Linked DNA regions of Mus musculus: region 2 is linked to region 1. The links are chromatin loops, found by intact Hi-C in ENCODE. Cell type or tissue: left cerebral cortex. All regions are shown on one strand.

The links. Peaks named below come from ENCODE experiments on the same cell type or tissue, not always from the same donor. Only the 100,000 strongest peaks of a DNase experiment are listed, where the experiment ranks them.
Region 2: a loop joins it to region 1, with 2.4 times the contacts of the local background. A loop is called at or near these places in 2 of 42 quality-filtered maps.

Annotation. Positions count from the first base shown.
Region 1 is chr19:22,549,659-22,554,658 of GRCm38, reverse strand. All of the region lies in intron 1 of Trpm3 (transient receptor potential cation channel, subfamily M, member 3), which reads right to left. Among named protein-coding and RNA genes, the nearest start is that of Gm33649, 77 kb to the right of the region's middle. In left cerebral cortex, a CTCF peak has its summit at 2,286 (motif pointing left); DNase peaks (open chromatin) are centred at 821 and 2,283; H3K4me3 peaks cover 39 bases; H3K27ac peaks cover 365 bases.
Region 2 is chr19:22,461,729-22,466,728 of GRCm38, reverse strand. The region is part of intron 1 of Trpm3 (transient receptor potential cation channel, subfamily M, member 3); the gene reads right to left. Among named protein-coding and RNA genes, the nearest start is that of Gm33649, 11 kb to the left of the region's middle. In left cerebral cortex, no CTCF peak of the experiment used is centred here; a DNase peak (open chromatin) is centred at 2,988.

The DNA of each region.
Region 1 (5,000 bases):
ACCTTTTCATATACTGAAAGCCCGATGTTTCAGATCTCATTTATCCCAAGAAAGCTGTCAGGAATGGCCCCTGCAGAGAGAGCTGACCCAAATTGTGACTTCTTTCAGGCCAGGGAGGCCCCTCCAGGACAAACAGGAAGCCATCACTCAGCATAATGTATTCCCACTGGGAACAAGCAAACAGCCTTCTGTTCAAAGCAAGGCTCCCAAGCCCCGGAAGTTGGTTTTGGCTCAATGTGACCCTAAAATCAAGTCAGACGGAATGAGTTTATTAATTCAGAGCCTGAAGATTTGGCTGGGCTGAATATTCAGGCTGAAATGTTGAATTCCACCTCAGTTTAGTCATTCTTTTTGTTTGTTTGTTTGTTTGTTTGTTGTTGTTTTTTCGTTAGCCATTTTGAAGGACTACTAAGATTTGGAAAGAAAATACCAATGTTGGGTTCAGGTTCATCCCCAGATATAAAAGTAATTCCCCCAGCATATGGTTTCGAGTGAAAGATACGTTTTAAAGCATGTACACACAGCAGAATGAAATTTTTTCTTACTTTTATTGGGATCTAGAGAAATTCAGATTTTTTCTTTGTAATTTATTTGCCTCTCCTTTGTCGGTTAGCACCCCAAATGTGTCTAGCCTGATTACCTTTGGAGCCAATTAAACAGGGTTTGCTATTTAAATAAGAATCACCGACAGACAGACAGGGAACAGCTCCAGACTTTGAATTCATTAAGATGTTTCGATGCTTGTAGCTGTTACAAGAAGCCAGCAACGCAATGCGCATCTGCTTTCTAGTCAGCAGGGTCACCTCAGTCTGAGAGGTGACATGTGGTAGTTTTGCTATTTTTTTTTCCATTAGTGTTCACAGAATAAACATATTCTCAGAATCAAATAAGTGGCTCTGTCCTCCAACCCATCGTTCTTGGCAGGTCTGTAGACGGAACGGATAATACGATGCAGTTGCTTCTATAAGCAGTGGCAGCTCGAGAACAGTCAAATACCCTTCTTTATTGAAAAGACTTCAAGGGATTCAGAATACAAACAGGGTCATTTTCAAATATCAAGGGTCAGATTTCCTCAATTCTAGCTAACGGCTTTGCATTGATTGTATCAGGTGTCGGGTTGGTGTAGAAGAGGCTTAAACGGTGTTACGTGGGAGGGTGCCCGAGTGGATTCTGTTTACAAGTACTTCTAGAATCCAAAGCCATTGTCAGAGTTCTCTAGTCTTGAGGACAAGAGTCCGGGCTAGGCTAAGTGATGTGGACTGGGAACCCTAGGACCTACTCAGAAGGTAGGGCTGTGCACAACGTCTGGGCTGTGTATATAACCAATTCGGCAATCATGTGCCTTCTGATTGAGTGTAGGAATGCTGGGTAGCTAATAGAGAATAGAAGTAAAGAAAGAGACATAACCCGGGACTCTCACATGAATGTCCTTCCTACCCAGGTTACCAAAACAAGTATTAGCAAAGATTGTGGGAGTGGTGATTGTTATCTAAGCACTGGGGAGGCTGAAGCAGGAGGTTCACAGATTTGAATTCAGCCTAGGCTACATTGTGAGATTCTGTCTCCAAAACCAAACCAAACCAAGCCAGATCAAACCAGACCAGACCAGACCAGACCAGACCAGACCAGACCAAACCAAACCAAACCAAACCAAACCAAACCAAACCCAAAACCCAAACCAGAAAACCAACCCTAAAATAAATAACTGCTGTAGTGCTCACACATGCTGAGATGGAGGGTCTGCCTGCGAAGTCCAGACTGTTCTCAAACATACAACCCCTGTCTTTCTGCCTCTCTATCCTCTACCATCACATCTGGTTCCTGAGTTTACTTCTAAAGGTCTTGGAGCCACACATAACTCGTAAGGACACTGGCCAGAATCAATGCAGTCATGGTCAAAACCAAAACACTTTATTCCCCCAACCCTGCCTTAGAAATAATGTAGCCTTGGAAAATAAACCGTTTGGGAGTCGAAGCAAAAAACATAAACTTTCTAACTGAAGAAGGAAGGCAGGACGATGGCGCTGATGGTAGACTATTTGTGAACAGGCAGCTGAATTGCGTTCTAGGAAAGGAGGGAGTTTTAAACACGTGTTGCATGGGGGGGGGTGGTGGTGACAGCACATTGGAATTCAGTCACTTTAGTTTTGGTTTCACTGCTTTGCTAGCAGAGGAAGATGTACGTGAATAAGCAGGGGGCCTACTGGAATGGTTTTCTATAAATCTAAGCAATAGAGACAACAGTGTAGGTGCAGCACCAAGCAGGTACCGAGTCTTGGGCGCCCCCTTGTGGTTAATATGCTAAGACAGGGGGAGGATCTGCACTGAGCACTCTGAGATCTGAAGCCCATAGACTGAGTTTCTGCATCTAGTTATTAACTCATTCTTCAGCATTTCTTTGATCTCACTTCTACACAGAAGAATTCAATGCAGAAACGTCATCAAGAGATATACTTCTCTTGACTAAACTTGGATACCTTGGTCTTAGGGTTTGAACCTTGAGATCAAACAACAGCCTCTAGAAACGCATCTAACAAGAGCGGCATGTCTTTGTAATGAGAGGTCTCTAAAGCTTTTTGAATATACAACAAAATTATTCCATACAGACGTCACCAAAATTCACTTAGAACAGAAATCATGCTTTCCCGTGATTTTTTTCTTCCTCCATTATATCTCTGTTCTCTAGAAACTGAACTAGATAAATTCTTCTGCCTTCTTGTACAAATAGTGTACCAGATGAGTAATGCATGCTTATTCAGTTATGATGACTAATGCACTTCTTAGAAATCATTATTAAAATGTGAATCCCTGACCTGAAGAATAATAAACATCTCCTCCTTGGATATTCCCTCTGTCTCCCAACTTTTTATTTGAATAATTCAAATCTGCAAAATAACTGAACCAAAGCTCTCCACTTAACCGCTACGCCTTGTTGTATGGAATTACTGAGTCTTAGCTTTAGCTACCGTAGTACTTTGTTTGCATGTACCTTTTAGAAACATAGCCCTTTCGAGCTCAACCACATCATTAACCTCACATGAGGAGAAACGTGATATCGGTCCACAGTCGAGGTTTCCAAAAATGTCTAATCATTCTTGTTGTTTGATTCAGTACACAATCAAATATGGTAGGGCCCTTGGTTTGGAAGTGGCTCTGCCCATGTAGGTGAGCCCATTGTGCTTGCTGTTTCTGCCTCCCTTAACTTCCGTGTCTGGCCACTTCTCAGCTGTCCAGCCATCAGCTCCAATTCTTAAACTTTTCAGTCTAACTTGTTTCATTTTGGCAGATTTAGTTTTAACATGTTGTACCCCTTGAACCATCTTTCCCCCCACTTAAGGGTGTTTGCTCTTTTTTTTTTTTTCATCCCTTTGGGTTCCTTGTCCCTTACTGTGTGACATTTATGCAGTCAATCTTCTGTGGATGGGCACTGGACTTTCCCCACAATTTTACTATGAATAATGTTATAAAGGTTGTGTGTGTGTGTGTGTGTGTGTGTGTGTGTGTGTGTGTGTGTGTGTGTATGTGTGTCCTCTATTGCCCTGGGTGATGCTCTGAGACTTGCTATATAGAGCAGACTGGCTTGGTTTGTTTCCCCTATGGAGATAATATGATTTCTCTCCCTAGATAAATTACTATGGCAAGTTTACTAGTGATATGATGTTATTATAAGATCTTTGAAATATTAAAATATATTTTCCTCCATCATACATGTTACCTAAGGTCTACTCCATCTTGTGTGAGAGCAGGCTGCCCCTTCAATCCTGTGGCAACTTTGTAACATTGACATTCATTTCATACTTGTTTCAGGAGGATGCTTTGAGAGTTATTATTTTTTTATTTGTGTAAATATGAAATAATTTAAGTGTATGTGAGGTGATGAAGCCATGGGAGTCTGGATAGAATTTACTTTGTGCTTTGATAACTAAGTGTGCTTTATACAAATTGGTCTGCTGAAGTTTTCTATCTCTTAAGGCCAAGGAATTGCCTTTACTTAGGAAATTGCTTATTTCAGTTAGATTTTTTTTTCAATTGATTAGCACAGAGTAGGACAAAAGACCCAAAATAGTTTTTTAATTTCCTTTGTTTTATGAACTTTCCCTGCTGGCATTTTTTTTATTATTATTATTCTATGGATTCATAGCTTTCCTGTATATTCACACACGGTCTCCCCTTCAGTTACTGTTTGTAACACTTTTCCTATATGAGAAGGTTTATTTAAAGAACAAGCTCTCTCTCTCTCTCTCTCTCTCTCTCTCTCTCTCTCTCTCTCTCTCTCTTCTCTCCCTCCCTCCCTCCCTCCCTCCCTCCCTCCCTCCCTCCCTCCCTCCCTTTTCTTCCCCCCTCTGATTTTTAGTTCATGGATGCCTGCTTCTGTGGCTATTCCTTTCTGTCTTCTATCATTTGGCTTAGGTTCTTCCCATAGGGATTTCTTAGGTCCTGGATTCTACAGATTAATAACACTATGTGATTCCAACATCCTAAAACTTATGATTGAACAACAGAGGAGAGAGAAGCAAACCGAGGGTCGTTTGATAATAAACCGTTGGCCTCACAACTGCAGTCCTACCCCTGCCTTCAGAGTTCTGAGGGTTACAGACATATATTATCATGCCTGCTTTCATTTCTTCATTTTTAGCATCCAGAACACATTTTTACGTGTATTTCACACATGCAGCATTGATTTGGGTTTTGTATCATGAGCCTGATCTTAAAATTGTTCTTGTAAGTTAGGCTTAATCCGCTTATGTTTATTTACATGAATGAGATGTCTTGCCTCAATGCCATCCTATTATTTTATATATACTGCTGCATTTGTTATGGTTACTACATCTTCCACTTTCTCTTCATAACAAAAATCCTTTTGAAAATAATTAATGGTTTAAATTAAACCACTCTGGCCCCCTGAGTGCTTTTTGCTTAGCCTATTTTTATTAGGAGAGCTTGAGTTTGTCAACTGAAAACACAAATCTAGTATAAAGATGCCCTAAATAAATATTTCT
Region 2 (5,000 bases), 88 kb after region 1:
TTTCTGGGCTACTTTTCTCACTGCTGCAACAAAATGCCCATGGATGGAACTTCAAGTAAGGTTTATTTTGACCCACAATTTGACAGTACAGTCTATAGTGGGGAAGTCAGCAGGTCACATGGTACCCACATTCAGGAAGTGTAGATGAATATTGGTATTCTACATCCATACTCATTTCTATTCATCCAAGATCCTGGTCCATGTAATGGTTTTGCCTACATTTAGGATGGGTCTTCTCATCTCACTTAAACCATCCTAAAAGCATCCCTAACAGTTTCTAGATGTGTGTTTCCTAGGTGATTCGAGATCTGTCAAGCAGACAGGTAGGATTAACTATCACACTCTCTTTTTGAAATGTGAACCCCAAAACCTACCTCCAACAAAGTGTGTGTGTGTGTGTGTGTGTGTGGTTTTTTCCTACTAAGAACATTCAGACTCATTTGGTTTCTCTTTATAGGTAAGCCTACCCTACTCACTCAGGTGCAGACAACATTTTGTAACGTTTCTTGGTGTGAAATTCAGGCTCTCCTTAAGAGAAACAGCTAATAGCCTTTTTTTTTAAATTGTAGCATCCTTCAGAACAGCAAAAATACACAAATAACCTTCTCAAGTGACAGCTGCTATTCTCAAAACTTCCCAAGTCCTCTTGCACTTCTCCTGACCACATTGCCAAGTAATTAATGTTCTTACTATCCCTACATCATTTTAACCTCTCCCAGACTCACATTCCCCATCTGAAAACGGATACAGTAAAACTTTATTACTGGAGATTAAATAAGATGCCCATTATGAGTCTTGGTGTTTAGTCACTATAATTCAATAACTGCTTCCTTTCTTCTCCTTTCTTTGGCCAAACCCATAAAGTTTTCTAGCTGTTGCTACAAAATTAATATGTGAATGAAGATCACTAGATTAGCCATAAGTGAGCTACAAGTTGTAAGCACCAAGAGATGTGACTGCACAGGATAGATAGATAAATACACTCATATGATTATATAAGTACAGCAATCACATATAAGAGTGTAAAACAGTATTATTGTTGTGGAAGAATCCTTCAGTTGTTTTTACTCCTGTCAAACATTTATACCCTATAATCACAGTTACATCCCTAGAGATACCAAGACAAATGAGTGTGTATGTTCTCAGGTATGTCCACAGCAACTTCCATTATGGGACCTATAAAGAGAAATAACCCAAATGCCCATTTATAAAAATATCAGACCTCAGATATGGTATACTCACACCATTGAGAATGATAAAACAAAACAAAGTGACTAAATGTCAGAAATACATTGAGTGGAAGAAGCCAGATACAAAATACACTTGGTATGATTCAACTTTGTGGAGAGCCGTGCCACGAGCAATCGCGTGCGTGCTGTGAGCAATCGCCATTATAAGATGGCACTGGCTTCCACTGCACCTAACTAGTAAACAAGCCTTATGCGCAAGTGCAAGAGTGAACTCACGCCTAGTCACTGCCCATCTCGCGGCATAGAAATGGGGTGATGGGCGAGCAACGAATCAGGAGCTGTCACGACACATCAGGTGCTGAAACGTCACGCTGCGGGCTATATAAGCAGCGCCATTTTCCCAGTTTGGGGTCTTCCCTCCTGATAAGTAAGCAATAAAAGCTTTGCCGCAGAAGATTCCGGTTGTCCTGAGTGTGTTCTTGCTGGCGAGGACAAAAGCTCGGGATACAACTTAATACAAAACCAAAGTAAATCTGACATAGAAGTGCTGTGGGTAGCAGATCCTTGGGATACGAAGGCCTGGGACAGTCACAGAAGCGGCTCAGGAAAACAGTTCGCTAGACTGCAATTCTAGAGGAGGTGCCTGTGAGACACATGATCACTTGAAAACAAAAATCAATCAAAAACCTAGTGGTCGGGAGCAAAGGAGTAGGTTTAGGTCTGCTCTGTTCAGCGTCCTGGGGAAGTGAGGCAGAGCCTGCTAATCATTTGGGCTTTGCTCCTTGGTGTACTACTACTGGGCTCTGTGTTACAGGGGTGAGCCCTACTTGCCTGATCCCAGGCCCTGGTATGTAAAAGAGAGGAGTGATGCCTTCTGGTGACAAGGACAGGCAGATGTAAGGTATCTTTTGTATAGCAAAGGCTACTCATGGTCGAGCCACTGTTATTTAGAAGATTTAGCTGGCCCTGGGAGATGGAAGATTCTACAAGCCAGCAATAAAGGTTAGCTATCCTGAACCTTCAGCACTGATCATGAAGGCAATCTTAACTGGAGAGGACACCATTTGCAAATTAATGTGCTTTGGCAAGGATGGCCACACAGTGACTGTAACTATTATTGAGGTTATGGTAAAAATTCATTAATGATGCTCAACGTAAGTTATACAATTTGTCAGGAAAGTCTCCTTATGATGTTCTAGTATTACCTCAACTAGGTTATTTGTTGGATGCATTCATGGACTGTTGGAAGTTGCCCACCTCAGAGAATCAGTTCAGAACTCAAGAACCCCAAATTATGGAATAGGCCCACTTGTTGAGGAAAGACCCAAATTATGGAATAGGCCCACTTGTTGAGGAAAGACCCATATGTCAGCACCCTTCCCTTGCTAGTGTGACCAAGTAACTAAAACTAAGCATGCCCATTCTTCCCTTTGCTTTATATTTCAGAGATTTCCAGAGCAAAAGAAAAGTATTCTTGCCACAACATTTGTTTACTGTAATTCTCTGAAGGCCATTATCATCCTGGACAAAGCTCTTTAGAATGCATAAAATACAATGAGATGCTTCTCCATGAAGCAGTTTGGCAAAGTTGTTTGGATATGGAAAATGAGTTTGCCAGGGGCACAAAAATATAAATTATGGAGAAAAAAAAAAAAAGGAAAAGAGAAGAAAGAAAGAACAGCAAAGCATCCCTCCCACAGTGAAAACCCTCTCAAGAGCATCCTGCTGGTGCTGAACAGTTCCCACATTAAATGACTAATGAATTTGGGTTCGCCCCTGCATTGGCACAGCTGGGGGAAGTGGTGCTATCTACAAAGCTTTGAGGCAGAGGGTGAGGAGGTGGCAGTGTTGCACTTCAACTGAGCAGCCTAAACTCGGCAGTCTGCTGAGTGAGTACGAGCTGTACAGCCCAGCTAATGAACACCTCATACCCTCCTCAATAACAACCCCCAGCCTCCTGGGGCTCCCTCCCTGCTACACAGCCCTCACCCTTTCCAAATGTCTGCTCCCTTTTTGCAAGTCCCTGTCCTGCCCTGGCCAAGTCCCTGGATATTTCTTGTTTTTCTTTTATGGCACTCTATTGTCCAACAGTTTCCTTTTTACCCACTCTTCCAAACTCCTCCATTTTCCATCAGATGTTGTCTTTCTTTAAAAGAAAAAAAAAAAAAAAAAAGAAAGCCTGGCTACCTTTCTTCGCTGTGCTTTGTGTGTGCATCTTAACTCCCAATACAAAAATATCCCCAATGTCCTTCTCTGACCTCTACTGCCATCATTAGCCCTTTTTGATCAAAGGATTAGCAGTTTTCATCTTGCAACTTCTAATATAGCACAATTTGTGACATGACACAGGTGATTATTGTAGAATAAACATTGTGGAAAGAATACAAAAATGAATAGAGAAAAAACAAATAGGGAGTAAACCCAGTTTCATATATTTTCATGTTGATGTGTGACTTAGTACACAAAAACAAAACCAATATGCACATTGAATATTAAATGTGTATGAACTTTGGGCCTTCAGAATAATGCCAGTGAAAACAGGTCAATGCTGACTAAAATATTAACAATCTATTGTATGCAGAACAACTTCTTGCATGGTAATTCTGTATTAATTAAAATGTCACAAAATCTCATTTGCATTCAGTTATTATCACATGATTTATAAAGAATGTGCTGCTGTGCATTTTGTTTTTTCAAAAATACAAATTCAGAATGGTAAACTTCAAGTCAGCTGGAAATATTGATCACAGTGAGATTAGTCCACAGGCGTCACAGAGAAGCTCGATGTAGGGAATGAAAATTCAAGATCACTTAGAAAGTGGTGCCCTGGCAAATGTTAGGGGAGAGTAGGGGAAGAGAAAAAGTTAGGCTCCAAAGAAAAGTATAGAGATAAGTACAGAAATGGAAGCCTGTGGAGCCCCAGAACAAAGAAGGCTACAACTTCTGTGGGTAGGATGCACTTTCATTCTACTACTGGATATGCTAAAGGTTGAGTTTAGAAGAAAATTGTCATTTGCATCTAGCATGAGTAATTAACAAAGACCTATATGATGACTGATATATGCCAGGCTGTCTGGGCCATGGCACCCAGGTATTTGGATTTGGTCAAACATTCCAGATATTTCTATGAGAGTGCTTTTAGATGTGGCTTACATTAAAACCATAAGACTTTGGTTAGGACATATTATGCTCCATAATGTCAAGGCAGGGACCAGATGTTAAAAGGGGCCAACCTCCTCTAAGCAAGGAAGACTCTCTCTGCAGACTTCTGCAGCATCAGCTCTTCTTGGCTCCACAGCAAATCTAGCTTGACCTCCCCTGAATCTCTAGCTGGCTGGCTTCCTGAGACTTGAAATCCTGCAGGTTTCAGACTTGCCAAGCCTCTGAGAGCAAAGGAGGCAATATTTCACAATGAGACATTCTCCTTGTTTTTGCATATGTGCTCTTATAGAACACATACATATACCTGTAGACATGCATCTACATATATGTGTTTATCATATGGATATGTTTCTCTGGGAACACTAACAAAATACACAGAGACTAAAAGTGAAAAACAGCTCTGCACATGGATTCCACAACTGCAAATTACTCAAAAGACATCATTGATTTTGTTCGTTTGTGCATTGTACCATTTCTATTTTATTAGATTCAAAGGGAAATAATTTATATTTACTGAATACTAATTATAGTCTATACTAATACTAGAGGTATTAATTTAATAATAATTCAATTCACCAATTTAATTTATAACAAAGGAAGATCCAGAATTTTGTGTCTTGCCCATGATACTTTTGAGAACATGCTTTT